Linked DNA regions of Homo sapiens: region 1 is linked to region 2. Evidence: read pairs that join two places in POLR2A ChIA-PET (ENCODE). Cell type or tissue: A673. All regions are shown on one strand. Links, peaks and the distances in the headings refer to the core of each region. The heading gives the core; the rest is flanking DNA. Region 1 holds the start of LINC02080 (long intergenic non-protein coding RNA 2080). Region 2 holds the start of TNRC6C (trinucleotide repeat containing adaptor 6C).

What was found. Peaks named below come from ENCODE experiments on the same cell type or tissue, not always from the same donor. Only the 100,000 strongest peaks of a DNase experiment are listed, where the experiment ranks them.
Region 1: POLR2A ChIA-PET joins it to region 2 with 13 read pairs; 2 of 35 experiments call an interaction of 5 or more read pairs at or near these places.

Annotation. Positions count from the first base shown.
Region 1 is chr17:76,794,175-76,810,670 of GRCh38, reverse strand. LINC02080 (long intergenic non-protein coding RNA 2080) reads right to left here and starts at 11,627. Exons shown (of 3, transcript NR_110837.1): 1 at 11,127-11,627; 2 at 4,718-6,486; 3 at 3,569-4,383. It also overlaps a transcript of MFSD11 not described here. RefSeq lists an enhancer at 5,672-6,195. In A673, for the core only: no CTCF peak of the experiment used is centred there; no DNase peak of the experiment used is centred there.
Region 2 is chr17:77,955,592-77,972,087 of GRCh38, reverse strand. TNRC6C (trinucleotide repeat containing adaptor 6C) reads right to left here and starts at 13,385. Exons shown (of 23, transcript NM_001142640.2): 1 at 12,820-13,385. RefSeq lists enhancers at 12,450-13,008, 13,009-13,568 and silencers at 13,241-13,700, 13,721-13,770. In A673, for the core only: no CTCF peak of the experiment used is centred there; a DNase peak (open chromatin) is centred at 8,457; H3K4me3 peaks cover 663 bases.

The DNA.
Region 1 (16,496 bases), core at 4,935-12,934, 1.2 Mb after region 2:
CCTTGAACCCGGGAGGCAGAGGTTGCAGTGAGCTGAGATCGCGCCACTGCACTCCAGCCTGGGCAACAGAGCGAGAATCTGTCTCAAAAAAAAAAAAAAAAAAAATTGGCTTTACTGTGAATACCTTGCAGTTTCCAACACAGAGAGACAAGTGGTAAAAAAAAAAAATCTGCACAGGACAGCGGGGTGTGGTGGCTCACACCTGTAATCCCAGCACTTTGGGAGGCCGAGGCAGGAGAATGGCTTGAACCTATGAGTTCAAGACCAGCCTGGGCAACATCGTGAGAGACCTTGTCCGTACAAAAAACAAACAAAATTAACCAGGCATGGTGGTCCACACCTGTGATCCCAGCTACTCAGGAGGCTGAGGTAGAAGGATCACTTGAGCGCCCGGAAATCAAGGCTGCAGTGAGATCATGCCACTGTACTCCAGCCTGGGCAACAGAGCAGGACCCTGTACCCAAAGAGGGGAGAAAAAAAAGATAGTTAACGAAAAACCAAACTCTGTAAAATGTTTTAAAGAGGTTTATTCTGAGCCAATAGGAGTGCCTGTGGCCTGGGGTAACAGTCTCAAAAAGGCTTAAGAAAGCGCACCAGAAGTGGTTGGGCTACATACAGTTGGTTTTTTTGTTTGTTTGTTTTCTGAGACAGAGTCTCGTTCTGTCACCCAGGCTAGAGTGCAGTGACACGATCCCGGCTCACTGAAACTTTTACCTCCTGGGTTCAAGTGATTCTCCTGCCTCAGCCTCCCGAGTAGCTGGGATTATAGGCACGTGCCACCACACCCAGCTGATATTTTATATTTTTGGAAGAGATGGGGTTTCACCATGTTAGCCAGGTTGGTCTAGAACTACTGACCTCAAGTGATCCACCTGCCTCGGCCTCCCAAAATTCTGGGATTACAGGCGTGAGCCACTGTCCCCGGCCTACAGTTTGATTTTATACATGGAAGATACACATTGGTTTAGTCCAAAAAGGTGGGATACCTTGAAGTAGGGGCTTACAAATCATAAGCAGATTCAGAGTTTTTTTTTTTGGTTTTTTTTTTTTTTTTTGAGGCAGAGTCTGTCACCCAGCCTGGAGTGCAGTGTCACAATCATAGCTCACTACAGCCTTGATTTCCCACGCTCAAGCAATCCTCCTGTCTCAGCCTCCCAAGTAGCTGAGACTATAGGAGCACGTCACCACACCCAGCTAATTTTTAAATTTTTTGCAGAAATGGGGTCTTGCCATGTTGTCCTGGCTGGTCTCCGACTCTTCAGCTCAAGCGATTTTCCTACCTTGGCCTCCTAAAGTACTGGGATTATAGGTGTGAGCCACCTTGTCCAGCTTCAAAGATTCTTTTTTTTTTTTTTTAAGACAGAGTCTCACTCTGTCGCCCAGGCTGGAGTGCAGTGACACGATCTCAACTCACTGCAACCTCCATCTCCTGGGTTCAAGTGATTCTTCTGCCTCAGACTCCCTAGTAACTGGGACCATAGGCACACACCACCACGCCTGGCTAATTTTTGTATTTTTAGTAGAGATGGGGTTTCACCCTGTTGACCAGGCTGGTCTCAAACTCCTGACCTCAAGTGATCTGCCTACCTCTGCCTCCCAAAGTGCTGGGATTACAGGCATGAGCCACCACACCTGGCCTACTCAGAGATTCTTTAATCTGCAATTGGTTAAAGGAACATAACTTTGTCTAAAAACTTGGAGTTAGCAAAGGCCAGGCACGGTGGCTCACACCTGTAATCCCAGCACTTTAAGGGAGGCCGAGGAGAGCGGATCACTTGAGGTCAGGAGTTCGAGACCAGCCTGGTCAAAACGGTGGAAGCTTGTCTCTACTCAAAATACAAAAATTAACTGGGGCGTGGTGGCAAACACCTGTAGTCCCAGCTACTTAGGAGGCTAAGGTGAAAGGATCACTTGAACCTGGGAGATGGAGGTTGCAGTGAACTAAAATCACACTACTGCACTCCAGCCTGGGTGACAGGGCAAGACTCCATCTCAATAAAAATAAATAATAAATAAATAAATAAAACTTGGGAGTTAGCAGAAAGGAATGTCCACTTTAAGCAGTCAACCACAATATGACCTGCACAATATGATGAGATTACAATGTGCTGGATGGCCTTCAGGCATCCCCTTGCCTGCCATGGCTTTATATCTTGTTTATAATTTGGTGTCTTATTGCCACAAAGAGGCTGTTTTGTCAGCCTCCCGATCTCTATTTTATTGTTAATGTTGGTAAGTTGTGGCTCCAAAAGAGAGGAGATATAACAAAGTGTGTCCAACCTCCCTTCCCGTCATAGCCAGGAACTCCATTTTATTTATTTGAGACACTCTCGGTCTGTCGCCCAGGCTGGAATGCAGTGGTGGCATCTCGGCTCACTACAGCCTCCACCTCCCAGGTTCAAGCGATTCTCCTGCCTCAGCCTTCTGAGTGGCTGGGATTATAGGTACCTGCCACCATGCCCAGCTAATTGTTGTATTTTTAGTAAAGATGGGGTTTCACCATGTTGACCAGGCTGGTCTCAAACTGATGACCTCAAGTGATCTGCCCGCCTCGACCTCCCAAAGTGCTGGGATTACAGTTGTGAGCCATCACGCGTGGCCAGGAACTCAATTTTAAATGTTTATCTAGGGTCCTCTTGGTCAACTGGGGGTGTTCTCGTTTGGTGAGGGGCTTAGGGTTTTTAGTTTACAGTGTCGTATGCTTAATTCAACTTCTGAAATTCTAGTTCGTCCGACTGTATTTAGTAAACACCTGGGAAAAGGCTCTGTGGAGAGGCAACTGAACACAAGTGCAGGGCAAGGAAGCCCATTCTGGAGCTGACTGTGCCACGCACCTGTTCTCTCAGGCAGGTTCCCCACCTCTCTGAGCTCCGTTCCTGAGCCATCACATGAGGATACGAATCCATCTCCTAACTGGGAGGCTCAAAGTAAGGATATACTTGAAAGGACTCTGAAAAGTCAGATTCTACAAATGCCATCTTATTCTACAGAGCAAGGCTGTGGGAGGAGACTTACCTTTCACTCAAAAGCACAGGCAACAGAAATTGCCTGGGAGACACAAAATTCCAGGGAGAGGATAAAGCCCAAACGTGAACTTCACCAAGCTGACCCAAGTCCTCACTGCAGTTCGGCTGACCCACCCTTGATTGGGCCACGTAATTTAACCACCTCCGTATCATATTGTGTCCGGAATTAGTGGGTTCTTCATCTCACTGACTACGAGAATGAAGCCACAGACCCCCGCGATGAGCGTTACAGTTCTTAAAGGCAGCGTGTCCAGAGTTTGTTCCTTCTGATATTCAGACGTGTTCAGAGTTTTTTCATTCTGGTGGGTTCGTGGTCTCACTAGCTCAGTAGTGAAGCTGCAGGCCTTTGCGGTGAGAGTTACAGCTCTTAAGGCAGCACTTCTAGAGTTGTTCGTTCCCCCCTGTGGGTTCCAGCTCTCCCTGACTTCAGGAGTGAAGCTGCAAACCTTTGTGGTACTATAACTCATAAAAGCAGTATGGACCCAAAGAGCAGACAGCAGCAATACCACAAACAGCAAAAGAACACAGCTTCCAAAAGACTTGAGGTGGTTGCCACTGCAGCATCGGGCAGCCTGCTTTTATTCTCTTATTTGGCCCCACCCACATCCTACTGATTGGTCCATTTTACAGAGAGCCGATTGGTCTGTTTTACAGACAGCTGATTGGTCCATTTTGACAGAGTGCTGATTGGTGCGTTTACAATCCCTGAGCTAGACACAAAAGTTCTCCAGGTCCCCACTAGATTAGCTAGATACAGAGTGTCGATTGGTGTATTTACAAACCCTGAGCTAGACACAGAGTGCTGATTGGTGCATTTACAAACCTTGAGCTAGATACAGAGTGCCAATTGGTGCATTCACAAACCCTTAGCTAGACATAAAGATTCTCCAAGTCCCCACCAGATTAACTAGATACAGAGCGCCAACTGGTGCATTCACCAACCCTAAACTAGACACAAGGTGCTGATTGGTGAGTTTACAAACCTTGAGCTAGATACAGAGTGCTGATTGGTGTGTTTACAATCCATTAGCTAGACATAAAGATTCTCCAAGTCCCCACCAGACTCAGGAGCCCAGCTGGCTTCACCCAGTGGATCCCACACTGGGCCGCAAGTGGAGCTGCCTGCCAGTCCCGCGCCATGCGCCTGCACTCCTCAGCCCTTGGGTGGTCGATGGGACTGGGTGCCCTGGAGCAGGTGGCGGCGCTCATTGGGGAGGCTCGGGCAGGGCAGGAGCCCACGGCGGGGGCGGGGAGGCTCAGACATAGCAGGCTGCAGGTCCGGAGCCCTGCCCCGCAGGGAGGCAGCTAAGGCCGGGCGAGAAATTGAGCACAGCAGCTGCTGGCCCAGGTGCTAAGCCTCTCACTGCCCGTGCCGGCGGGGCGGCGGGGCCGGGGGGCTGGCGGGCAGCTCCGAGTGCGGGGCCGCCCGTGCCCACACCCACCCGGAACTTGCCCTGGCCCGCAAGCACCACGCGCAGCCCCGGTTCCGCCTGCGCATCCCCCTCCATACCTCCCCCGCCACACCTCCCGCAAGCTGAGGGAGCTGGCTTCAGCCTTGGCCAGCCCAGAAAGGGGCTCCCACAGTGCAGCGGTGGGCTGAAGGGCTCCTCAAGCGTGGCCAGAGTGGGCAGCGAGGCCAAGGAGGCTCCAAGAGCGAGCGAGGGCTGAGAGGGCTCCCAGCACGCTGTCACCTCTCAATATCTGCACATAATAACAGGAATAAGGGCCGGGCGTGGTGGCTCACACCTGTAATCTCAGCACTTTGGGAGGCCAAGGCAGGCGGATCACCTGATGTCGGGAGTTCGAGACCAGCCTGACCAACATGGAGAAACCCCGTCTCTACTAAAAATATAAAATTAGCCAGGCATGCTGGAGCATGCCTGTAATCCCAGCTACTCGGGAGGCTGAGGTGGGAGAATGGTTTGAAACCAGGAGGCAGAGGTTGCGGTGAGCTGAGATCACGCAGTTGCACTCCAGTCTGGGCAACAAGAGCAAACTCCGTCTCAAAAAACAAACAGGAATAAGATTTGTTTCTTGCATTTGGGGTAAGGTATTTTAGCAAGGATAAAGCACTCTGCCAAAGTGGGTAGTATTTCCTCATATCTGGCAAGGCGTGGTGGCTCATGCCTGTAATCCCAGCACTTTGAGAGGCCGAGGCTGGTGAGTCGCATGAGGTCAGAAGTTCGAGATCAGCCTAGCTAACATGGTGAAACCCCATCTCTACTAAAAAATACAAAATTTAGCCGGGCATGGTGGCATATGCCTGTAGTCCCACTGCACTCCACCCTGGGCCAGAGTGAAACCCCGTCTCAAAAAATGGTGAAAAAAAAAAAAAAGGCCAGGCACAGTGGCTCATGCCTGTAATCCCAGCACTTTGCGAGGCCAAGGCAGGCAGATCACCAGAGGCCAGGAGTTTGAGACCAGCCTGTCCAAAATGGTGAAACCCTGTTTCTACTAAAAATACAAAAAATTAGCCGGGAGTGGTGGCAGGTGCCTGTAATCTCAGCTACTCAGGAGGCTGAGGCAGGAGAATCGCTTAAACCCAGGAAGTGGAAGCTGCAGTGAGCTGAGATCGCACCATTGCACTCCAGCCTGGGCAACAAGAACGAAACTCTATCTCAAAAAAAAAAAAAAAAAAAGAGAAAAAAGTATTTCCTCGCATCTCACCTAGTCAAAACCCAGGGCCCACATACCCTACCTATCCCATGCATGTGAGACGCTCACACTATCAACATAAAAAGTCCCTTAGTATCACCTCATTACCAATAGCAGCACAACAACAAGTCAAGTTAGAGGTGAAGCTCAGCTCACCAATCAGGTTATTCTGATTTGGATCAGTTAGAAGGAAAGGTAGGAGAGGCTCAATATCTTGAAAACAATGCTCATTTGCATACATGGATAAATACTTAATGGCCCAGCATGAGTTCCATCAATACAGAGGCAGTGTGTATTCACTCCTGTGTTCCGTGAATAGATCTTCTCTTGGTGCCCTAAATTACATTTCCTATAATCATGTTAACAAAAAGGACAGATGTGTAGAACAATCTATCAGAGGCAGTCATAAAAGTATTTAAAGTCTCTGTTGCCAGAAAAAGGGGTCCCTACCCAGACCCTAAGGGAGGGTTCCTGGATCTTGTGCAGGAAGGAATTCAAGGCAAGTCACAGAGTGCAGTAAGAAGAGATCACTGGCCAGGCGCAGTGGCTCATACCTGTCATTTCCCAGCACTTTGGGAGGCCAAGGCAGGTGGATCACGAGGTCAGGAGTTCAAGACCAGTCTGTCCGAGATGGTGAAACTCTGTCTCTCCTAAAAATACAAAAATTAGCTGGGCGTGGTGGCGGGCACCTGTAATACCAGCTGCTTGGGAGGCTGAGGCAGGAGAATCACTTGAACCCGGGAGGCAGAGGTTGCAGTGAGCCAAGATTGCGCCGCTGCACTCCAACCTGGTTGACAGAGCAAGACTGCATCTCAAAAAAAAAAAAAGAGAGAAAGATCATCTATTGAAAGCTACTCATTTTGCAAGTAAGGCTTACGATATAAAAAATAAAACTAATTTTTTTAAATAAATAAGTAAAGCTACTCAGTTAGGCGGGGCATGGTAGCTCACATCTGTAATCCCAGGACTTTGGGAGGCTGAGATGGGGGGATCCCTTAAGCCCAGAGTTCAAGACCAGCCTGGGCTACACAGCAAAACCCCATCTCTACAAAAAATACAAAAAATTAGCTGAGCATGGTTGTAACTGACCAACGGGCTCACCTTGCCCACGGCCTAGACAGAGCCAATTTATCAAGACAGGGGAATTTGCAATACAGACAGTGTAATTCAGGCAGAGCCGGCTGTGTGGGAAACCAAAGTTTTATTATTACTCAAATCAGTCTCCCTGAGCATTCTGGGATCACAGTTTTTAATTCAGGATAATTTGGTGGGGGTGGGAGGGAAGGCCATTGAGTCAAGAGTGCTGACTGTTGGGTCAGAGATGAAATCATGCAGAACTGAAGCTGTCCTTTTGTGCTGGAGTCAATTCCCAGGTCAGGGGCCATAAGATCAGATGGGCCATTTTATCGATCTGGGTGGTGCCAGATGATCCATCGAGTGCAGGGTCTGCAAAACATCTCAAACACTGATCTTAGGAGCAGTTTAAGGAGGGTCAGAATCTTGTATCCTCCAGCTGCATGACTCCTAAACCATAAATTCTAATCTTGTGGCTAATTTGTTAGTCCGACAAAGGCAGTCTAGTCTCCAGGCAAGAAGGAACTTTGTTTTGGTAAAGGGCTGTTATCGTCATTGTTTTAAACTATAAACCAAGTTCCTTCCAAAGTTAGTTCGGTCTGTGCCCAGGAATGAATAAGAACAGCTTGGAGATGCAAAGCAAGATGGAGTTGGTTAGGTCAGATCTCTTTCACTGTCTCAGTTATAATTTTGCCATGGCACTTTCAATCTCTTGCTTTGGGTTTTTTTTTGTTTGTTTTGTTTTTGTTTTTGTTTTTTTGAGACGGAGTCTCACTCTGTCACCCAGGCTGGAGTGCAGTGGCACGATCTCACCTCCTTGCAACCTCTGCCTCCCGGGTTCACACCATCCCCTTCCTCAGCCTCTCGAGTAGCTGGGACTACAGGTGCCTGCCACCACGCCCGGCTAATTTTTTGTATTTTTAGTAGAGATGGGGTTTCACCGTGTTAGCCAGGATGGACTCGATCTCCTGGCCTCGCTTTGGGTTTTATAACACCTTAATCTTAAGGTGTTGGCTAATGAATATGGAAAAAGGGTGAAGACTGCTCTAACTTCTTCCTGCTGATCATGGGTGTAATGGGGGTAGGTGCTGACCCCAAGGTGAGAGGAGTGGAACTCCTTTGCAATTGTCTGAGTGTACTCATGCGGTAGCTGGGATTACAGGTGCATGCCACCATGCCCAGCTAATTTTTGTATTTTTAGTAGACAGAGGGTTTCACCATGTTGGCTAGGCTGGTCTTGAACTCCTGACCTTAAGTGATTTGCCTGCCTCGGCCTCCCGAAGTGCTGGGATTACAAGTGTGAGCCATGTGCCCAGCCCTCCACTGTACGGATAAACCACATTTTATACATTTACACGTGGATGGCATGTCAACTGTTTCTAGTTTTTGACTATTATAAATAACGCTGCTCGGAACACTCAAGTGCATGACTTTGTGAAAGTAAATTTCTAAGAGTTAGAGTTGCTGAGTTGTATGGTCGGTTTATGTGTAATATTTTGAGAAACTGCCAAATTGTTTTCCAAAATAGATGTACCATTTTACATTCTTGTTAGCCATATGTGAGGGTTCCAGTTTCTCCAAATCTTCATCAATACTTGTTATTATCATTTTTATGACAGTAATTGTTTTTGTTGTTGTTGTTTTTGAGACAGAGTTCTGCTCTGTCACTCAGGCTGGAGTGCAGTGGCACAATCGGGACTCACTGCAACTTCTGCCTCCTGGCTTCAAGCGATTCTCCTGCTTTAGCCTTCCGAGAAGCTGGGATTACAGGTGCCCACTACCACACCTGGCTAATTTTTTTTGTATTTTAGTAGAGATGGGCTTTCACCAAGTTGGCGAGGCTGGTCTTGAACTCCTGACCTAAAGTGATCCGCTCACCTTGGCCTCCCAAAGTGCTAAGTGTGAGCCACCGTGCCCAGCCCAGTAATTGCCTCAGAGGCATCTGAAACCAGAGCGACTCTATCTTGAATAGGGGGTGGGTAAAATGAGGCCAAGACCTAATGGGCTGCATTCCCAGGAGGTCAGGCATTCTTAGACACAGGATGAGACAGGAGGTCAGCAGGACTGGTATCACAAGATACAAGTCTTAAAGACCCTGCTGATAAAACAGAATGCAGTAAAGAAGCCAGCCAAACCCACCAAAAGCAAGATGGTAACTAAAGTGACCTCTGGGCCAGGCACGGTGGTTCAGACCTGTAATCCCAGCACTTTGGGAGGCCAAGGCAGGTGGATCCCTGAGGTCAGGAGTTTGAGACCAGCCTGGTCAACATGGTGAAATCCTGTCTCTACGAAAAATGCAAAATTAGCCAGGCGTGGTGGTGCATGACTGTAATCCCAGCTACTCGGGAGCCTGAGGTAGGAGAATTGCTTGAACCTGGGAGGCGGAAGTTGCAGTGAGCTGAGATCATGCCATTGCACTCCAGCCTGGGTGACAGAGTGAGACTTGGTCTCAAAAAAAAAAAAAAAAAAATGCTGCTCTGCCTATGCAGTAGCTATTATTTCTTTTTCTTCCTTTTTCTTTTCTTTTCCTTTTTTTTTTTTTTTTTTTTTTGAGACAGAGCCTTGCTCTGTGCCCCTGGCTAGGAGTGCAGGCCATGATCTCAGATCGCTGCAACCTCTGCCTCCTGGGCTCAAAGCTGGAACTACAGGTGCATGCTACCAAGCTTGGCTAATTTTTTAAGTTTTTTGTAGAGACGGAGTTTTGCCATGTTGGCCAGGCTGGTCACGAACTCCGGGCCTCAAGTGATCCACTCTCCTCAGCCGCCCGAAGTGCTGGGATTACAGACGTGAGGCACCACACCCGGCTGGAGTAGCCATTCTTTTATTCCTTTTTTTTTTTTCAGACCGAGTCTCCCTCTGTTGCCCAGGCTGAAGTGCAGTGTGCCATCTCGGCTCACTGCAACCTCTGCCTCTCAGGTTCAAGCGATTCTCCTGCCTCCACCTCCCAAGTAGCTGGGATCACAGGCACGTGCTGCTGCGCCCAGCTGATTTTTATATTTTTGGTACAAATGGGGTTTCATCATGTTGCCCAGGCTGGTCTTGAACTCCTGACCTCAGGTGATCTGCCTGCCTTGGCCTCCCAAAGTGCTAGGAATACAGGTGTGAGCCACTGCACCCAGTCTGAGTATGGTATTAATAGAAGGATAAATACAGGAAATTCTAAGTATACCCTCTACACTGAAACATAGAAACACATCTTAAGGTTATTTTACTGCAGTCAATCAGTTCTGTAGCAGCAAGAAAAGTGTATAGACAGCTATGCACTGCCCTCACTGTTCTGTAGCCAGACAACAAATAATAATGTACCATTAAAGGGCTTTTTCAAACAGGTTATTATGTGTGTCATTTTCTTTCTTGAAAAAAAGATTAATAGCAGCAACAATCCATTGCGAGTTGGCTATTACCCACAGACAAATGGCCACACCAATACAAAGAGACTACAGCACAAAGGAGAAGGCTGTTTAATTGGAAAGGATTTCATAGGTGACCATTACAGAGGCAATGCTTCCCTCTGTGCCAAATTAAGTGATTCCTTACTGGACACTTAAGCCAGCTTTTGGACTTTTTACCTCCCTTAAGGATACCACTTCAGTACTAGCTCCAAGAAAACCCTTTTAGCCAGATACTTAGTAAAAAGAGAAAATAGCAAAACCGAAGGCTAAGCCAGGCACAGTGGCTCACACTTGTAATCCCATCACTTTGGGAGGCCGAGGCAGGTGGATCACTTGACACCAGGAGTTCGAGACCAGCCTGGCCAACATGGTGAAACCCGTCTCTACTAAAAATACAAAAATTAGCTGGGAGTGGTGGCGGGTGCCCGTAATCCCAGCCACTTTGGAGGCTGAGGCAGGAAAATCACTTGAACCCAGGAGGCAGAGGTTGTAGTGAGCCAAGATCACACCACAGTTCTTCAGCCTGGGCAACGGAGGGAGACTCGGTCTCAAAAAAAAAAAAAAAAAAGGAAAAAGAAAAAGAAAAAAAGAGAAGAAAAGGCTATAGGAGTGGCTGGAATAGCAAGAAGAAATGCAGGAGAAATCATGGGGAAAGGGGGTATGAGATGATGCATCTGATCAGATAATAAAACATGCTGGAGTTTTTTTCCCCTAATAGAATATTTAGGTGACTTGTAAGCTTTAAGCTTTGGGCAAGGTTGGGGGTGGGAACAAGGTGGGAGAAGAGAAATGCTTTGCAATAATGTTTGGGACACAGAGGTGTGGTTCTGCGATATAATTAGGAACCATGAGCCCAGCGCAGTGGCTCACGCCTGTAATCGCAGCACTTTGGGAGGCCGAGGTGGGTGGATCACTTGAGGTCAGGAAACCCAGTCTCTACTAAAAATACAAAAAATTAGCCGGGCGTGGTGACACATACCTGTAATCCCAGCTACTCAGGAGGCCAAGGCAGGAGAACTGCTTGAATCCAGGGGGGCAGAGGTTGCATTGAGCTGACATGGCTCCAGCCTGCGTGACAGAGCAAGACTGTGTCTCAAAAATAATAATAAGGCAGGACGTGGTGGCTCACACCTGTAATCCCAGCACTTTGGGAGGCTGAGGTGTGTGGATCACTTGAGGTCAGGAGTTCGAGACCAGCCTGGCCAACATGGTGAAAGCCCATCTCTACTAAAACTACAAAAATTAGCCAGGCATTGTGGTGGGCACCTATAATCCCAGCTACTTGGGAGGCTGAGGCACGAGAGTTGCTTGAACTGGGAGGCAGGGGTTACAGTGAGCCAAGATCGTGACAATGCACTCCAGCCTGGGTGACAGAGTGAGATTTTGTCTCAAGAGTTCCCTAAGTTTTAAATGTTCTCCAAGATTCCTTCTGTGTCTACATCTTATGATTCTGAATCTATTGCATTTCCATATTTTCTTTTTTTTTTTTTTTTTTTGAGATGGAGTTTCACTCTTGTTGCCTAGGCTGGAGTACACTGGTGCGATCTTGGCTCACTGCAACCTCCGCCTCCTGGGTTCAAGCAATTCTCCCGCCTCAGCCTCCCGAGTAGCTGGGATTACAGGCATGTGCCACCATGCCTGGCTAATTTTGTATTTTTCGTAGAGACGGGGCTTTGCCACGTTGGTCAGGCTGGTCTCGAACTCCTGACCTCAGGTGATCCTCCTGCCTCAGCCTCCCAAAGTGTTGGGATTACAGGCATGAGCCACCATGCCCTGCCTCATTTCCTTATTTTCTAAATCATAATAGAGCAACAGCTCACTGGTTGCTAACCACTTCCCGAGAGTCACCTTGAGGCTCAGACCTTTACTAGATGTGATATAATAAGAAATATATTTGGTCTTTGTCCTCAGTGGCACAGAACTCCTACAAGCCTTGGAATTTCCTGAAAGACAGGAGTGTCTTTGGTTGTTATGAGCCTCTCTGATAACACATGTACTGAGGTGACAAAGGGTGGGGTCCCCATATAGTCTCACAAATGACTGGTCACCAGAAAGACCAAGTGATTAGAAGGTTGGGCGTTTCATCCCACCCACTGATCTCCTGAAAGGGCAGGGAGGAGGCTGCCATTAAGCTGCATAAAATCTCTCAAATCTGGAGACGTGATGAGCTTCGAGGTTGGTGAATACATGGGGTGCTGGGAGGGTGGCATCCCTGGACGGGGCATAGAGGCTTTGCATCCCCACCCCAAGCTCACCTTACACATCTCTTCCATTTGGCTCTTCTTGAGTTGTATCCTCTACAATAAACTGGCAATTTTAAGTAAATTGTTTTCCTGGGCCAGGCATGGTGGCTCCGACGTGTAATCCCAGCACTTTGGGAGGCTGAGGTGGGAGGATTGCTTGAGCGTGGGAGTTCAAGACCAGCTTGAGCAACATAGTGAGACCCCATCTCTACATAAATTTATTTAAAACATTAACCGGGCGTGGTGGTGCGCACCTGTGGTTCCAGCTACTCGGGAGGCTGAGGTGGGAGGATCACGTGAGCCCAGGAGTTTGAGGCTGCAGTGAACTATGATAGCACCACTGCACTCCAGCCTGGGCAACAAAGTGAGACCCTGTTTCAAAAAAAAAAATGTTTTCCTGAGTTCTGCAAGCCATTCTAGCAAATTATCAAATATGAGCTGGGGATTATAGGAACTCCCCTCCCTTTACAGCTGGTCAGTAAGAAGTATGGACGGCCTGGATTTAGGACTGGCATCTGAAGTAAGTGGGGGTAGTGTCAGAGGCATTTGAACTGGGGCAACTCCAACTTAAATAGGGGCTGGGTAAAATGGGGCTGAGACCTGCTGCCCCGCATTCCCAGGATGTCAGGCATTCTTAGTCACAGGATGAGACAGGAGGTCCTCAGGACTGGTATCACAAGATACAGGTCATAAAGACCCTGATAATAAATACAACAGGATGCTGTAAAAGAAAAAGAGCCAGCCCAAACCCACCAAAACCAACACAGCGACTAAAGGGAACTTTAGTCATCCTCAACCTCATTATATGCTAAGTATAACATATTAGCATACTAATAGACACTCCCACTAGAGCCGTGACAGTTTACAAATGCCGTGGCAATGCCCAGAAGTTACCCTATATCCCTATATTGCTTAAAAAGGGAGGAACCCTCAGTTCTGGGGCTTGCTCGCTCCTTTTCCAGAAAACTCTTAAAAAATCCATCCCTTGCTTAGCAACTGATCAAAAAACAACCTTAAAATAAACCAACAGTCCTCAGGGCTACTCTGTCTATGGAGTAGCCATTCTTTTGTTTCTTTACTTTCTTTTCTTTTTTCTTTTTTCTTTTTTAATTGAGGAAGAGTCTCGCTCTGTCGCCCATGCTGGAGTACAGTGGTGCGATCTCAGCTCACTGCAACTTCCACCTCCTGGGTTCCAGCAATTCTCCTGCCTCAGCCTCCCAAGTAGTTGGGACTACAGGCGCCTGCCACCACAGCTGGCTAATTTTTTGTATTTTTAGTAGAGATGAGTTTCCACCATGTTGGTCAGGCTGGTCTCGAACTCCTGACCTCGTGATCTGCCTGCCTCGGCCTCCCAAAGTGCTGCAATTACAGGCATGAGCCACCGTGCCCAACCGAGCCTCAGCTTTCCAAGTAGCTGGGGCTACAGGCTCGTGCCACCATATCCAGCTAATTTTTTTTTTTTTTTTTTTGGTATTTTTAGTAGAGATGGGGTTTCACCATGTTGGCCAGGCTGGTCTCAAACTCTTGACCTCAGATCCACTTCGGCCTCCAAAGTGCTGGGATTACAGGCATGAGCCACCGTGCCCAGCCTCGGAATTCTTTCTTGTGTGAAATCCAAGAACCCTCTCTTGGAGTCTGCATCAGGATCCCTTTCTGGTAATGGTAGTCTTGTGGGACTGAGACCTTACTTAACCTGTGAGGGTCGGTGCTAACTCCTGGTAGTGTCAGGATTGAACTGAATTGTTGAACACCCAGCTGGTGCTGCAGAGTCGGCTGGTGTGGAAGAGAAACCCCCAGAGATTTGGTGTTGGAAGTCATCAGACTAGTCAATGTCGAGGATATTAGACTGTAGACTGTACGATGTAGACTGTAAATGACAGTCCTTCCCCCCAAGAGTTAATATAGTTGTGAGAACAAGAAAAACACATGGGGGAAAAGGAAGCAATGCAAGATGAGGTGTGATTCAGTCTGTGGGAACTTCACTAAAGTCAGGAAAAGGCTGCTGTGGTCCGAAAAGGCTTCACAGGGAGGTGGGACTTATGCCAGGTCCTGAAGATGAATAGGATTTGGATAGAAGGAAGGAGAAAGAGAGGTCATTCCACAAAGAAATACAATATGAACAAAGGCAGAGATGTTGAAGTAAAATGTATTCATGAAACAAGAATAAAATAAATGTGTCTACAGAAAAGGGTATGTTTTGGAGACTGGCATGGTTTTAGAGTCTTGAAGTTTTGGTTTTGCATGGAGCAGGTATGGTTTTGCAGGATGAGGTTTTAGGAATTGTTCAGTGTCAGGCAAAGAAGTATGGGCCTGATCGGCCAGGCGTGGTGGCTCACACCTGTAATCCCAGCACTCTGGGAGTCTGAGACAGGTGGATCACGAGGTCAGGAGATCGAGACCATCCTGGCCAACATGGTGAAACCCCGTCTCTACTAAAAAAATACAAAAAAAAAAAAAAAATTAGCCGGGCGTGGTGGCGGGCACCTGTAGTCCCAGCTACTCAGGAGGCTGAAGCAGGAGAATGGTGTAAACCCGGGAGGTGGAGCTTGCAGTGAGCTGATCTGGTAGGAAATTAGAAAGCACCACCATTTTCTGAATGGAGAAATTTAATCAAAATTACAACATCCCTCATCTTCCACTGATTGTCAACATCATGAAAGATGTGTAGTCATCCCAGTCATCCCTCAGATACCAAAACCTGCAGATGCTCAAGTCCTTGATATAAAATAGCATAGTATTTGCATATAACCTACACACATCTTCCTGCATACTTTATAATTTTTTTTTTTTGGGAGATGGAGTCTCGTTCTGTCACCCAGGCTGGAGTACAGTGGTGCAATCTCAGCTCACTGCAACCTCCATCTCCCAGGTTCAAGCAATTCTCCTGACTCAGCCTCCCAAGTAGTTGGGATTACAGGCTCACGCCACCACGTCTGGCTAATTTTTTTTTTTTTTTTTTTTGGTAGAAACAGGTTTTCGCCATGTTGGCCAGGCTGGTCTCGAACTCCTGACCTTGGGTGATCCGCCCGCCTCAGCCTCCCAAAGTGCTGGGATTACAGGCATGAGCCCGTAATTACTACAATTCTAGATTACTTACAATACCTAATACAATGTAAATGCTATGTAAATAGTTGTTATACACCATTGTTTAGGGACTCATAAGAAAAAAAGTCTGCACATGTTCAGTACAGATACAATTTTTTTCCCCATATTTTCGATCCATGGTTGTTTGAACCTACAATACAAAATGGTTATGGAGGACTGACTGTGGTTAAGAGTACATTTTCGGCTGGGTGTGGTGGCTCATGCCTGTAATCCCATCACTTTTGAAGGCCGAGGCAGGTGGATCACGAGGTCAGGAGCTCGAGACCAGCCTGGCCAGGATGGTGAAACCCCGTCTCTACTAAAAATACAAAAAAAATTAGCTGGGCATGGTGACGGGCACCTGTAATCCCAGCTACTTGGGAGACTGAGGCAGGAGAATCGCTTGAACCTGGGAGGTGGAAGTTGCAGTGAGCCCAGATCACACCACTGCACTCCAGCCTGAGTGACAGAGTGACACTCCATCTCAAAACAAAAAAAAAAAAAAAAAAAAAAAAAAGAGTACATCTTCTTCAGATTTTTTTTTTTTTTTTTTTTGAGACAGAGTTTTGCTCTGTCGCCAAGGTTGAAGTGCAATGGCATGATCTTGGCTCACTGCAACCTCTGCTTACCAGGTTCAAGTGATTCTCCTGCCTCAGCCTCCTAAATAGCTGGGATTACAGGTGCCTGCCACCACGCCTGGCTAATTTTTTTTTTTTCTTTGAGACGGAGTCTCGCTCTTTCACCCAGGCTGGAGTGCAGTGGCGTGATCTAGGCTCACTGCAACCTCCACCTCCTGGGTTCAAGCAATTCTCCTGCCTCAGTCTTCTGAGTGGCTGGGATTACAGGTGCGCTCCACCACGCCCGGCTAATTTTTTAGTAGAGACGGGGTTTCACCATGTTGGCCAGGCTGGTCTCGAACTCCTGACCTCAGGTAATCCACCCACCTCAGCCTCCCAAAGTGCTGGGATTACAGGTGTGAGCCACCACACCCAGCCCAGATGAGATTTTTAAAAATCCATCTC
Region 2 (16,496 bases), core at 3,997-11,996:
TATTTCTTTGGTTTCCACTCCAATCTCTACTTTTTTTTTGTTTGTTTGCCATCGGTTTAGTTTGTTCTCTCTAGATTCAGAAGGTAGAAGCTTAAGTGACTGATCTGTGATCTTTCTCCTTTTCTAATACATATTTAATACATTTAAAGCTATACATTTCTCTCCTAGTACAGTTTAGTTGCATCATGTCAATTTTGACATGTTCTTTTTTTTTTTTTTTAACTCACTTAAAAATATCTTCTAATTTTCCCTTGTGAGCTCTTCTTTAACCTATGGGTTATTCAGAAATCTCTTACTTAATTTCTGATGGACATACATGGAGTGAAAGAGAGAAGTCAATGGGGACTCCAAAGTTTTTGAGTGGAGCAACTGGAAGGATGGCAGTGCTTTTCAGTGAGTGGGAAGGAATGCAAGCAGAGCAGATTTTAATCTCTGGAAATGTTTGTGAAGGCTCGATATTAGTTCTATGTTTGACAGAATTCATCAGTGAAGACAAAATAACCTCCTGAGGTTATTTTGGGGCAAGAACAGGGGTGCAGTTCTGGATCTGTTCAGTGGAAATGCCCATTAAAAAGCCATCAAGATGTGGAACAGGCAACTGGATATGGAAATATTGAGTCTGGGGAGCAGTCTAGGTTGGTGTCTTCAGTGCGTATGTGGTATTTAATGTCACAGGACTGAATGAGATGACCAAAGGAATGAATAGAGAAGAGAAAGTTTATCATGAGAGAAGTCAGAGAAGGGTTCATAAAGGAGACTGGTTTCATGTTAGCTATTTTAGGAAATTTAGAATTTGATCTGGCAAAGACAGAAACCAATTCAAGCACTTTATCACCCAAGGTGTGAAATAAATGTTATTACAAGACACCTGTAACTAATGCATGTGTTAATGATACCACTAATAGATTAATTTAGATAACAAATTCCAGAGACTTGGGTCTCAGATAGACATTTTACAATATGGATATGTGAGGCTTATTTCATATATCTTTACTAAAATTATAACATCTTTACATTGCCCGTGTTACTAAAACAAGAATTTTATACCCCCCACCTACTTTTTTCTTTTCTTTCTTTTTTTTTCTGAGACAAGGTCTATCACCCATGCCAAAGTGTAGTGGCAGGATCGTAGCTCACTGTAACCTTGAACTCCACAGCTCAAGTGATCCTCCCACCTCAGCCTCCTGAGTAGCTAGGACTACAGGTATGTGCCACCATGCTCAGCTAATTTTTTCATGTTTTAAAAGACAAGGGTCTTGCTGTGTCGCCCAGGCTAGGCCAATTACCTGCTTTTATCTATACCAGGGGTGTCCAATCTTTTGACTTCCCTGGGCCACCTTGGAAGAAGAAGAATTGTCTTGGGCCACACATAAAATACACTAACATTAATAACTGATGAGCTTAAACACACACATACACACACACACACACAAATCTCATAGTATTTTAAGAAAGTTTATTAATTTGTTTTGGGCCGCATTCAAAGCTATCCCGGGCTGCAGGTTGGGCAAGCTTGGTCTATACCCATATGACTCTATACCAGTCTCAGTCATTTAACATATATCTCTCCTGAAAGTTGTGATATCAAAGTAAAGCAGCAGCCAGGTGAGGTTGCTCACACTTGCAATCCCAGCAACATAGGAAGACCCTGTCTTTACAAAAACAATTTTAAAAATTAGCCAGGCATGATAGTGCATGCCTGTGGTCCCAGCTACTTTGGAAGCTGAAGTGGGAGGACTGCTTGAGCCTGAGAGGCTGAGGCTGCGATGAGCTGTGACTGTACCACTGCACTCCAGCCTGGGCAACAGAGTGAGAACCTGTCTCAAAAAGAACCAAGAAACAAAACAAAATGTAAAGAAGTAAAACTGTTATCCTTCCAACTGGAAAGCCAAATAATGAAATACGCTTAGCCCAAACCAGGTGTCTGAATCTGCTTACAAGTCTTTTCAAACTTTTTGTGTTGAAGAACCAGAAGAAAGATATAATGCAGAAGAAAAATGGGTCAAGTGAGGGAAATTGCTTTCCAACTGAGATTTGAGATTGAATAGGAAGTAGCTGAATTAAATGGAAGAAAGACAGTTATCATCCATTCATATGCTGCTCTTACATGAGTTATCAAAGGCAGCTTACTTCTAGCTTACCCCATTAACTAAAGCATTCTAGTTTCAAGGTGATACATTTTTTTCAGAACTGTCTTCTCACCTTTTATAATTTAGATAAAAACTAGAGTCCCTTTAAGTGGGCTTAATTTTTTCAGTAATGTTAATTTTCAAATAGTGCTCCAAGGAAAATTTGCTGCTATGGCAGGAAAAATAAAGGAATCCGTGAGATCTCTGCTTGTCTCCCAGGCACACTGCTGCCTACACTGCATTCTAGATGCCAGAGTTAGAAATCAGAGAGAAAAGAACATCAGGCTTTTCAAGTATAAATAACGATTCTTATAAACACATAAACGTTAGTTTTCTCTTAATAGGTCAGATGCCACAGATCAAATTTGAGGTCCCAAAGATCTCTCAGATTTTTAAAGATAATGGAAATTGCCGGGCGTGGTGACTCACGCCTGTAATCCCAGCACCTTGGGAGGCTGAGGCAGGTGGATCACCTGAGATCAGGAATTCGAGACCACCCTGGCCAACATGGTGAAACCCCGTCTCTACTAAAAATACAAAAATTAGCTGGGCATGGTGGCGGGCACCTGTAATCCCAGATACTTGGGAGGCTGAGGCAGGAGACTCGCTTGAACCCAGGTTGCAGAGGTTGCAGTGAGCCGAGATTGCGCCACTGCACTCCAGCCTGGTGACAGCGAGACTCTGCCTCAAAAAAAAAAAATTTATTAAAGATAATGGAAATTATACTACCTCAGTCAGTCTGAATGAGGTAGTGCAATAGAGCGGTGAGGAGCACAGCCAATGGAATTAGGTGACCTGGCTTCTTCAGAGTGCCTCAGTGTTCTCCTCTTATTAAGGAGAATAAATGAAATAACATATTAAGTGCTCTGTACTTGGCACATGGTAGGCACTCAATAAACTGCCAGTATGAAGTCTGGAATCCTTTCACCAGCTGTGGGCTGGTATCTCAACGCTAACAGGCTTAGCGTCACAACAGTACACAGAATGAAAGAACGCTGTGTTCACCCTGTTGCCTCAAACCAGGTCTCTCTCTACTCCCAACTCTCAAGTGCAGTTTCAGGAGGGCAAGTGGGAAAACAGGGGGGAAAGGTTGTGGGAAAGACAAATAAAAAGTAAGAGAAACTAATGAGAACTTTTGTGAGTGTTCCTAAAGGCTGAATTTTTAAACTCACGTTCACTAATTTAAGATTTAGTTGGAAAATCACAAGTTAAAGAGAACAAACCATTTTCTGAAGACTTAAGATCTACCCAATCAAAATTCTGCCATCCAAGGCTAAATAGGCATGTGCATAAGCTATTTAAATAACTACATCTCGGGCCGGGCACGGTGGCTCACGCCTGTAATCCCAGCACTTTGGGAGGCCGAGGTGGGCGGATCACCTGAGGTCAGGAGATAAGAGACCATCCTGGCCAACATGGTGAAACCCTGTCTCTACTAAAAATACAAAAATTAGCTGGGTGTGGTGGCGGGCGCCTGTAGTCCCAGTTACTTGGGAGGCTGAGGCAGAAGAGTCGCTTGAACCCGGGAGGCGGAGGTTGCAGTGAGCTGACATCACGCTACCGCACTCTAGTCTGGGCGACAGAACAAGACTACGTCTCAAACAACAACAACAACCCACTACATCTCAGCCAGGCGCGGTGGCTGACGCCTGTAATCCCAGTGCTTTGGGAGGCCGAGGTGGGCGAATCACGAGGTCAGGAGTTTGAGACCAGCCTGGCCAACATGGTGAAACCCCATCTCTGCTAAAAATACAAAAAATTAGCTGGGCGTGGTGGCAGGCACCTGTAATCCCGCCTACTCAGGAGGCTGAGGGAGGAGAATCGCTTGAACCTGAGAGGCAGAGGTTGCAGTAGCTGAGACCATGCCACAGCACTCCAGCCTGGGCAACAGAGCGAGGCTCTGTCTCAAAATAAGAATAAGAATAAGAATAATAAGAATAATAACTACATCTCAAATTTTTATAAAGTAACCTTTAAAGGAGTACTGAAATTATGAGTAAACATAAATTGATTTCAAGAAAAAGAATACTGACAATCTCTTTTTAAAAATCCTCTTATTTCCAGAGAGTTTTCCCTAAAGGAGGGCGGGATATAAGTCTATCCAGAATAATGCTAACCAGACATTCTGGCTTGGCCAGAATAATCTCATTAGTCATAACACTCATTTTTCCAATGGGCTAGTATCTAAAGACCATCATCAAATCTGTGAAAGACAAGCCAGGAATTACCTTGTAATTGATCTATCATACCTACAATTTTGTTGTGCATGAGAAGCGTCACACATTGTTTTTTCATGATTGGGTCAGTGGCACTTATTGGCAGTGCCCAGAGGCCTCAGGAAAAGGAACTAGCCACTCCTTCAGGTACCCTACAGAAAACAGTAGTGCAGGGAGCCCCTATGATGACTGTTCCTCACCTGTCAGCTTCCCAATTCCCCTCAAATCTGCAGATACAGCCCCACGTACCAGGCTTACTAGTTGAAAACACAGTTGATCGTTATTCTAAAAGATTAAAAACCGAAGAAACATGTTCAATTATCAATCTTCTCTCCCCCCCCGCATGACTTGTGGAAGCAATATCTCTGAAGAAACAGATGATTGTTATCTAAATATCTTCAAAATACTATAGACGATGTAGGGATTACAAAGATGAACATGTTATTATCCCTGCTAATAAGTAACTCAAATCTTAAGAAATTATCATGATAATGAAGTTTTTTTTGCAAAGCATTAATCTGCAAGGAAATGTGCTGAAATTTAAAGTCTAAAGTTGATAGAAAAGAATAAATAACAATGCTCAATTAAATGCCACACTACATATACACAAAAGTCCAACAGTGGCTAAGATCCTCATTCATCACCTGACTGATAAAATAAAAAATATTTTTATCTGTTTTAAAGTTTCCCCACTCTACAGGAGTAAAAAAGAATCTATTATTCCTTAAGTTTAAGGAATCTCTTAAGTTTACCTAAAATTTAAAAATTCTAGTAACTTCAACACAATTACTAATGCTGCTATTCTATTTATGTAATGATTTGATCTTATGCTTCCTTGAAACATTAAAGATTTTTGTTTTCTCTTCTTTCCTGTCAACATTCCATATGCATAAAATTTACTATATACCTGGGACTGTTATATAAGATCTAGGTCAAGAATTTTTTTATGGGTATGGCCCTAAGAAAATCTGATTTCATTGAGAGTATCCACCATAATTAACAGCAGACGTCTATTATTACATGGCTCATCACATACTTGGATTTATGCTGTGAGTCAAATCTCTACTGCAGAACACAACCTCATACAATAAACTCGCCTAAAACTACTATCTTGTGTGTCATCTTTCCCCATCAGCATCTAAAAAGAATGTACTATGTGTATTTAACCAAATATCTTAATATTAGCTTCATTAATTTAAAGCCTCTGTGGCAGATTCTAGGAAGAGCAGTAAGTACCCTATGCCTCTTAGAACTCATTCTTTCCAACAACCCACGTCAATCATTTTGTATTATTTTATCCTGCTGATTCTTTGTAACAGCTTTTCAGTTTGACCCTACCAGTATGTAGGCATCACCTTGCACAGACAGCTACAACAGCCAGTTTTAACACCATACCTCTGCTCAAGGAAGATTCTAATCCAACACCTGATTCATGTCATGCCCACCAACAGCCACCAACGGTTCCTAAGGAGCCAACAACTAGAGGTTCCACCTGATAGAGCCCCTTCTAAACCTTATTGCCAACACAGAACCTCCATTTACAGCTAGGCCTCTGCACTCATCCAGTCAATAACTATATCCCGTCCCTACTATGTCTCAGCCATTATGTTACGCGCTTTACAAAATATTTCCAAACATGGCTTGCCCATTCGTCTCCTTGTAGAATATCCCTTTCATCCAACCAAGCTTTGCCAGCCTTTCAGAACTCATTTCAAGTGAAGTCTTGCCTAACCACTGCAGCCCACAGGCCCTCTCTGGGGATGACCAGGCACTCTTCCTTTCTGAATTTGTTAAAGTCAGTCCCACTGAACTAAAAAGTGGTATGAAGGGAAAACAATGTTCAATGGCCACATAAGTTTGGGAAATACTGGGCCAATAAAGGTAAACATATTTCTTTCACTGCTGGAGTTCTCAGAGCATCCAAAATTTTGACATGCGTCCTTAAGAGAGGAGATCCAGTATACAGCTATATAATGATCTATTACCTTAGGTTTTTGTCAACTTTTTAATATGTGTATGTGGCGTTCTTCACATGTATTGCTTTCTCTCTTTTTTTAACAACTTGTTTGGTGCCCATTTCTCTCACTATACTAGTAAGACAGCTCCAGGAGGGCAGGAAGAAGTTGATGTCCTTCCCCTGTGGCCGCTGCACAGGGAAGACATAAAGGTTTTGTGGAAGGAATGATGTAATCAGGCTCAGGCTTCAGAAGGCAGCACAGCGGAATGATAAAGAGCTCAAGCTCTGGCTTCCAAGGACCTAGACACATTTATTAAGGCTCTGATTTGGGGCAAATTATTCAACTTCCATCAGTTTCAGCTTCCATGTATAAAGTGAATATAATCACAGCTCCTAACTTATAAGCTGCTGAGGAGAAATGAATGAGATCATACACACAAAGTGCTCAGAAGGCAGTCAGTTAATATTGGCAGCTGGATAGCAGGACACAGAACAGAGGAAGAGACTCATTAAGCAGCTATTAAAATAATCCAAGCTTTTTCCATATGTGAGGGCTTTGAAGTGTATTGAGTTTAAATTCTGGCTTCATCTCCTATAAGCTATAGGATCTTGTGGAAATTACTCCCTTTGCTCATCTGTAAAATGGGAATGTTAAAAGCAACCACTTCACAGGAGTGTTGTGAGGATTAAATAAGATAAACTCATGTCCTTGGCACATAATCACATTGTAAATGCTCAGATTAGTTTTAAATGGAGATCTGGTTACCTAAGGATGCTTTCTAACCTCGTCCACTCCCACTTCACAATTCCCAATTGTCCTCAGTGACTCAAATGTACTTGTTCCCACAAATCCATCACCTTCTTCCCTTACTGTGCCTCCCTACCAAAAAAGACCTTGTTTAAGACATCAGCCATAGCCCCCTGAAGAACAAAGCCTATTAAATTCCCTCCCTACACTCTGGGCCCCTCACTCTGCACTTCATATTTCATATGGAGTATGAGAAAAAATACTTGTGCATCTCCCTCCTCCCCACTGTAATTTCTGAATAACCGTTGTCCACATCATCTCAACAACAGTTGGAAAGGTGACACCTGTGCCCGCGTTGCCATTTCCCAGTTTCAGATCTTAGTTTAATTCCCAGTTGCTATTTTCACTGAGATTTTCCCTGCTTCCTAAAAGAGTAATTAAAAAGAAATGATCTTTGGGAATAAAAAAGTAAACAATATCTTTGCCAGGCTCAAACCAAGCACTTGATTTTAGCTGTGAGAGATCTTATTCTTAATAAGCTAGAAGGCACACATAAAATGAATCAAACAAAGCACATATTCCCAATAACCACCTGGGCACCAACTTGCATCTGGTATTAGCCACGTCAAAAGACAGTCTGCACATTAGTAAAGGACTCAACCACAGACAAGAGTTATCCAACTGCTGAGAATAATTCAACTTGACACTGTGATACTATAGGTTTGTAGTTCAATCCTTCAGAGAAGGAAGTTATAAAGATACAATAGAGTATTAATTTCTAAAATGGTCTGAAGAAGAAAAACAGAGAGGGTCTTCAGAGTAAACCATTTGGATTTATACAAATAGATGCCAGTCACACTCTTCTTCATTTTTGTGCAAAAAAATTAAAAATTTGTTATGCCAAAAAGGTTCATGAGAAAGTGGAAACTGGGCCAAATTAGACCAATCCATCCCACAAAATATCTGGAAGATTCCAGATGACTCTTTGGGCCATGTGCACTGTGTGTGGCCCAGTGATCATATGGGTCTTAGGGCAGTGGTTCTCCAACAGAAAAGAAGTATTGCAACAAAGAGGCAAATAAAGAGGAAGATGGTGGGACAGACAACTCTTATTTCCTAGACACCCCTTATTTCCTAGAGCAAACATTTAAATCCACTGGCTTACAAGAGGAATATACTTAAGAAGCTATATTATTGCTCATCCTTAATCACTACTATATTTTAGAAAACCAAAGTTCCAATGCATAGCTGGAACTCAGAGAGACACAGAGAATATTAAGAGTTCAAAATAACATTGAGTGTTCCTTTCCCAAGACCATTACTTCTGTTGTGGTTTGCAGCCACAGAGGGCTCAGGAGAGTGCGAACAACTATCTGTGCTACAGCAGTGATGTTTTATGGCTGGATGCCCAGATTGTCTAGCTCTGCACACAGCTCTATAGTCTTTTGAAGGCTACAGAGGAGGAATGCATTCTTAACAAACAGCTCTCCATTCCTGCAATAGCTTCTTCATTCTCTGAAAACATCTAAAGCTAAGAAAAGAATTCATTTTTAGTAAAACTCCAAAAATGGAACAAACGATATGGATTTTCAGCATGTTTTAAACATGTAAAACCTTGTTATATATATCCCAGGTGGAGATTTTTTAAAATTACATAATTTACTTTTCATTAAATAAATTAACATTTCAAATGCACGATCTGTACAATAGGAAACTGTACCATTATTTTAATCGGGTTATTCAAACAAGTTCACTGGCTAAGATTATACATTTCTCAGTTTCAATTTCAGATATACACTTTCTGCACAAGGTTATATAGTTATTTCTGACAAGTAACCTTTACATTTTTAAGTAATTATATTCCTAAAAAGTTATGTATAAGCTGAAAATTTATAAATGGACTCCACTGCATTAAAGTCTATTTAAAGAAAGCTTATTGTATATCATTTTATAAAGAATGCTCTCCTCGTGACCACACAATTATTTAAAAACTCATTTGTATAAATTTGGATAGCCATAGACTGAGTAAAAGCAAGAAAACCTGTACAATCTACCCCCTACAAAATAGGAGCCACTTCTCACCTGATATTTTGCTGTCCCTACTCAAATCTATGACATCTTCAAACAAAATATTAAGATGTTAACTATCTAAAGTAACTAAAATCCAGTCACCTTCACTGGGACCAGTTGTCATGCAAGAGAGACCAAAGACTGTGTCACCAACACTTCAAAATATTTCCTTACTTCTCACCTAAAATATTTGAAGACCCTCTGAGATAGAGCTGGAGAAAAGGTAAAAACCCATGTCTTAAAATTATGAGAAAGAAGCCAAAACAAGTTCAACGGAAGATAACAAAAACAAAACAAACATAAAGTTACCTGGTTCTTCCCAGCTTATATAGACCCTTTCACGCTCAGTCTGTTCAGGACTCCGCCTCCTGCTCCCTCAACCTATCCTTCTGCCAGCTCCAAGGACGTCTATAAATCTGTTCCTGTCTCCTCCTCTCCATTTCTTGTGCCTTCTCCACCAGCTTCAGTTGCTCTTGGTAATCTTTGCTTGCTCTATCCCCAAATCTTAATTGTCCCATGTGTTTTACTTTGGTATACGGGACAGCCTAGAGTTCACAGCCAAACGATTTTCTTTCTTATAAAATCTTAAGTATCACCTTTGCACAATAAACCCTGACTGAAAGATAAACAGTCATCCAAAGCATAAGCATGCAATCGAATGCTCCAATTCCTATTGGGGAAGGCCAAAAAGACCCCCAAATAGTCTTTTAAATGGTTTTTCAATCTTAAAAGGTTGTTGGTGAACTTCTACGATGCCAAAGATATTCTATATACTCAAATCAAACAATTAACTTTCATCAGTAGTCTTTTTTAAAAAATGTCAAGTTAGCATCACTTTCCTGGGCCAAGCAAGACTAAGTTACAATCAAGACCTCATCCCCTTCAATTGGGGTTGGAGAGGTAATGTAAATACCTCATTCCCAGCCAGCACTGCAGGAACTGTGTCTTCCATTTCTTTCCAAACTGGAAACTCCCTTCATTAAGGAGAAAGGTTGTCCTACTCCAGCCCTGACCCTCCTCTGGCTTGGTTTTGGAAGTAAGCCAGATGACAGCATTTGGAAAAGCACAAATGTATCTCAGGAAAGCCAGCTGTTTAACAAAAAGGTGGCGGTAGCGGTGATGAAAAATACTGTATTTAGTTTCATATATCCTCTGTATGACTTAGTTATTTTTTAATCACCGAATGTCAAACGAAACAGTTCATTCCACTCTACCTTCACAATCAGCATTCTAAAGGCAACTATTTACTCCAAAGTTCCTAAGCCAACTAAATATAAATGTAAACCTGTTTCGAAATGATGTTAGTGTTAAGACATATGCTACTCGAAACCCACCCTCGCCCCCCGCAATAAACACGAAGGACGAAAATCTAAAACCAACACTTACATATACTCCAGGTTACTACCAGAATATTTAAATGGCAGAATCCGAAATGAAATTGTTAAGATTAAACCTTATGACAGACAGTCTCAGTATCAACCGTATTTAATTTCATACCTTAAAAGTAAAACCGGCCGAGCGTGGTGGCTCACGCCTGTAATCCCAGCACTTTGGGAGGCCGAGACAGGCGGATCACCTGAAGTCAGGAGTTCGAGACCAGCCTGGCCAACATGGCAAAACCCCGTCTCTACTAAAAATACAAAAATTAGCCGGGCGTGGCGGCGGGCACCTGTAATCCCTGCTACTCGGGAGGGTGAGGCAAGAGAATCGCTTGAACCCGGGAGGCGGAGGTTGCAGTGACCCGAGATCGTGCCATTGCACTCCAGCCTGGGCAACAAGAACGAAACTGTCTCAAAAAAAAAAAAAAAAAGTAAAACCGAGGTAAGGTCAGCAAGGTCTTTGTTTTGGACAAGAAGCACAGAAGAGTTACAAACAAGCTTTTAAAATCAGATCCTTATAATAAAAACGAGTGTGTGTGTGTGTTTACTATTACCGTTTTCTGAGCTATCAATTTCTCACGGCCTGACTATGCCTATGGTCAGGTCATGAGAAATCTGTATGAAAAACAGCTTCCAAGAATGTCTATTCTTATGAAAATAAATATTAAAAACTTTCTGTAGAAAAAAAACTTTCAGTATAGGTAAAGTTACAACTGTTCACATCATTACTTTGTTCTATTAATACACACAAAATTAATTCCGACAACTGAACTAGTCATTTTAAAAACCCTGTTTTGCATTATTTCCCCCAACAAAGCATCCTAGGGGTGCTACAGTGAAACATGCTCAAAGACCATTGCCACCTCTGCTGTTCTGGAACAATGTAAATTTCTTCAAGGTGCCCTCTACTAACCAAGTTCATCTGGCCTGGGGCTAAGTTTTATCATTTATTCTTTCATACAGTACTGAAGGAAATCCGGAATCTATGAATATCATTGCCAACACCCCCTACACATTTCAAACCAGCTACCACTGTCCTCTGAAATCACTCAAGCCAGGTTTCCAGGGTCTCAACTCATTCGCATAGTTATTCAATTCCAACTGCAGGAAATCACTTGCATAAAGTAGGCCTTATGCAGGCTCAAATTACATTCAGGGACGTACGAGGCTCTCACAGCGATCACCATAAATTGGCTACCTTGTACTGGCCGAAGTACGTCAACGTGAACACCAGACACTCGAGAAAAACCGAACCTCGGCTACACAATGGATTAACCCAGTCAGAAGGCTCCAACTTGCAACTCCTTAAAGACGCTGAAGTTGGACATCTACAGAGCACCATTTTGAGTTTAGAATCCGCAGTTCACGCCTAGAAATAACCGAGCGGACCACTCAAATGGAGGTTTCATTTGGCGGAGGCAAAGGTTTGAGACAACTCCACTAATTACGTGCAGAATCACCAATACCGTCAAATGCCTTCGAATGCAATAGGTGCAGCCACGATCTAGCGGCTCCTCCTCCCCTACCTCCCGGCACAACATCCAAGCAGCAAGCCTTCATTTTTGCTAAGATCCCCAAAGCTCCGTGTAACATGCTTGCCAGTTATTTCTTCCCCAGGTTAACAGGCAGGGAACCCCCACATCCACATCTGCACATTTTCATAGCTACGAATCAATTAATTAAATCTCGTCCTCAAGGTAAAGGTGCAAAGGAGGCACCGCTTAAAGCAGAGGCGGCAACCAGGCGCTCGGGTTACGTTATCTGATAACAGGACAGATGTTGTACGGCTCGTTTTCCTCATACGCATTACTCCGCAGTCCGCAGCACCGTTAGAAAATCCACCTGATTTCAGAGCCGCAGAGCGCCCAGGGGTCCTTCTCCGCCCACCCGCAGCACGCCCCGGGTTTTTCTCTTCCCCCAAACAACGGCACCGGGCTCCTGCACCAAAACACGGCGGGTTCGCGCCTGCCATCACCAGTGCAAAATCTGCGGGGGGCTGCCCGGAAAGGACCGAATTTCACCGCTGCATGAGTTTTAAAAGGGAGGGGGCACATCCATCTTCAGCCCTCCATTCCACTCCCGTTTGATTGTGATGCACACCGGGCGTCTGCACAGCCCCGTCTCACACTAGCACACACGCGCCCCGGCCCCGGCCGCTTCCCGCCGCTCCCCTCAAACCCGGCCGGCCCGGGGCCTGGCGCCGCACGCGGGTCGCTAGGGGCCAGCGCCCGCCCCGGCTCGGCTCGGCCGAACAAAGGGCCCGCGAACCTCCCGGCAAAGTTGCGGCTGCGGCGAGGAGCGGGCGGACTGCCGCGCTCACCTGGGCTCCGTCCCCGGCGGCGGCGGCGGCTCCGCGGGGCTCCGGTGGCGCGGGCCTGGCGGCGGCGGCGGCACGAACAACCGCCCGAGGGCCTCGGGAGTGCGCGGGCGGCGGGGGCCCGCTCAGCGCCGGCGCCACGGACTCAGGTCCCGGCGCGGGCGGCGGCGGCGGCTGCGGCGGCGGCGCGGGCGAGTGGGCGGCGGCGCGTCCCGGCAGGTCCAGGTCCGGCCCCGGCAACGCCGCGACGCGTCCTCCTCCTCACGCCCGGCGGGATGCGGCTCCGGCGGGGTCCGGGTCCTAGGCGGCGGCGGCGGCGGCGGTGGCAGCTGCGGACGGCTGGGCGCGGGGCCGCTCCGCTCCCTCCGCCTCCGGCTCGGGCGGGCCCGCGGCTACTGCGACGGTGACGGCGGCGGGAGCGCGGCGGGCGCTGGGACTGCCCTGTCAGGGGGCGGCCCGGGCGGCGCTCAAGACTGCGCGGCGGCGGGGCCGGCGGCGGCGGCTACGGCTCCCGGGGCCGTCGCGCTGAGGTGCGGAGCTGCCACCGCGGCCATCTTGTTGCTCTAACTGACAAGAACCCCCCTCCCCCCGCTTCAGCCAGACGGGGCGCTCGCGCCCCCTTCCCCGCCCCGCGTTGGCCTCCAACAGGAAGTCGTCCCGGCCCCTAGCACGTGACTCCCACCGTATCTGCATACCGGAGGGCGAACTGGCCAATCGGCACTCTGCACCTGAGCTCCTCCCCCGCGCGCCCCTCCCGGCCCATTGGCTCCTCGGCCAGGCCACGCCTCCTCCTTTCCCCTTAATACCCGCCCGCGCTGTGGTTCCCTGCACCGCGCGGGGAGCGCGCCGGGGTGCGAGCGGTGCGCGCTCCGAGTGGCCGGGACGCGCGCCAGTCCTGGGAGCTTGCACTGCTCGGGGGGGTTACGTGGAGACTTGCGTGGTGTCCTTTACCGCCGCCGCCTGCCCTCCGGTCCCTGGGCGCTGTGGCTCCGCGTTAGGGTGCTGGCGGGAGGGGTGCCGATCCGGTTCTGCGCGTCCGGTGGGTTCTCCGGGCCAGCGCCCCGCGGCGCCCGGGCTTTATGCTGTAATTGCGCCCGGCGGCGCCCGGCGCCCGCACCGGCGCGCGTCTCGCCCGTGCCGTGCACACGCCCTGCACCGCCCCACTTTGCACACGCACACGCACACGAGTCCTTGGGGCCCTGGAGCATCGTGCTCGCCTCGCGCCTCCCGGCCCGCCCTTGCGCTCAGTCGCTCCCCAGGGAGCGCCCAGCTGCGAGCAAAACAAGCCTCGCTGCGAAACAGTCCCCCGGGGAGACAGCCCTTTCCCCGGAGCACAGACACCACACCTTCACCGCGCAAGCCTTCGGTCCGGGCCGAACCCGGGCGCTCCGGCGCCTACGCACCCCACGATTCCTCCCCGGTGCTCCGTACGCCGCCGTGATCCTCCATTCCACGGCTCCTCGATATCCATTATTCATTAGTGGTAGGTAAGGTCAGGCGCAATGTGCAATTCGAAAAGTCCCTTTTTAACTTTCGGTTCAAGCCAGGAGAAGATTTTGAAACCAAGAATTTTCTCCATTTTCATGCAAGGTCGCAGAAGCAGGCTAGCTTTTCCCCCATCGTTCAGTGGAGGATCAGCAGTGCTACTTGGAAGTTGGTATTGGAAGAGGCCATTCCCTGTCTACGTGTCCCTGTCTTGAAGAGGAGATAATAACACACTAGTACTTTCGCAATGCAATTTTGTTACCGCAAGTGTCATGCTTTGAAACGACTGTGGATGAAAGAGACAAATTCCCCGCTCTCGTTTCCCTTCAGGGTCCCATGAGCTCCTTTCTTCTTACTGCCATATTTTAAGCCCTCCGGTAGTCAGATTCACAACCAGCCTCTAAAGGGTCGTCAAATGTCTGTTGTATCGTGTTGTGTATTTCCCCTCCCGAGAACCCACATCCCTTAGAAGGATCTGAAGGCAGAGGGAGCTGACATGGAGGCTTCTGCCTTGTCTATTCATTTTATTTACGTTCATTTAATTCTCGACTGCAGAGAACCTACATCTTTTGTATTTCTCAAAGGTAGAGGTATTATCACATGCTCCAGAAGGGAGTGCAAAATAACATCTTCAAAATAGGCAGCGCCCACGAAGTAGACTGCTGCTACATAAATGAGGAATCCAGGTATCTGGGTGGACCAGAGTGGACCAATCATTGTGATAAGCAGAGCTTCACTTTTTGGAAAATTGAACCAAAATACATTATTTAGCATTGTCTTTGGTTCCCTTTCTTATCCCCCTCCCTCAGTTTAATCAGGCAAAAATCGTCCTCTTCTCCAATGATATTAGACTCTGAGCACCGAGAAAAGGCAGAACTATAGAGACTATATGTTCTGAACCCCAAACTGGACTCATAGTTTGGCATGTGGACCTGTGACAGTAGAGATAATGTTTGAAACTAAAGTTGACCCAGAAACATTGAGGCATATGGTGGCCATGAATGTTAAGACTGCAGAGCAGTGTCACTTATTAGTGGTTGTTTGAACTGATAAAGTATGAGTAGGAACCCCAGGCACAACTGTAAAAATGGGTACGTTCATGTTTCGGGTTGGTCATCCTGTTATCAGCCCTGCCACCACCACCTTATAACTAAGGTATAAGTTGATCATCTATAGGGCTGGGCATGGTGGCTCACGCCTGTAATCCCAGCACTTTGGGAGGCCAAGGCAGACGGATCAGGAGGTCAGGAGATGGAGACCATGCTGGCTAACATGGTGACATCTCTACTAAAAATACAAAAAATTAGCCAGGCATGGTGGCGGGCGCCTGTAGTCTCAGCTACCTGGGAGGTTGAGGCAGGAGAATCCCTTGAACCTGGGAGGCAGAGGTTGCAGTGAGCAGAGAAGGCGCCAATGCACTCCAGTCTGGATGACAGAGCTAGATTCTGTCTCAAAAAAAAAAAGGGTAAAACCAACAAAATTACGTTTAAGAGGACTAAATGTTAAATGTGTCTCTTAAATTAAAATGTCAACTAGTTGAGGACAAATGAAGAAGACTTAGCTGGATACAAGGTAATGTAAAAAATTCTAGTTATAGATGACCACACGTTCAACAAGGCTAAATGTGTGAACTGCTTGAAGACGACAACAACACTACGTTAAAATAGTGTCCAGTTTAAGAGATTGCACTCTGAGCTGGTCAGATCCCAAATGGAGTGTTTTGGCCAGTTCTGAGCACCAGGGTGCAAGAAAGAAATCGACAAAGTTAGAGACTGACTCAGAATACAGCCAGTTGTTGATGGAAATCCTCCAGTCTGACCAACAGCTGAAGAAGCAGAAGAGATTGGTGCAGGGAAGAAGAGACAAGCAGGCCAGGATGGCTCTTTTCAGATATTTTTGAAACTCCTGTATGCAAATAGGTACAGATATATTCTTTGAAATCCTGAGAAGCCAACCTGAGATCAGTGGGTGGTAGATATTAGGCAAATTAGTTCAAATATACACTGCACCCTACAAAATGGAGTTTCTATCAAATGGAGTTATTAATAGAAACTCCATTTCGTAGGGTGCAGTATATACTGCTCAGGTGATGTGTGCACCAAAATCTCACAAATCACCGCTAAAGAACTTACTCATGTAACCAAATACCACCTGTACTCCAACAAGCTATGGGAAGAAAAAGAAACTCCATTTAG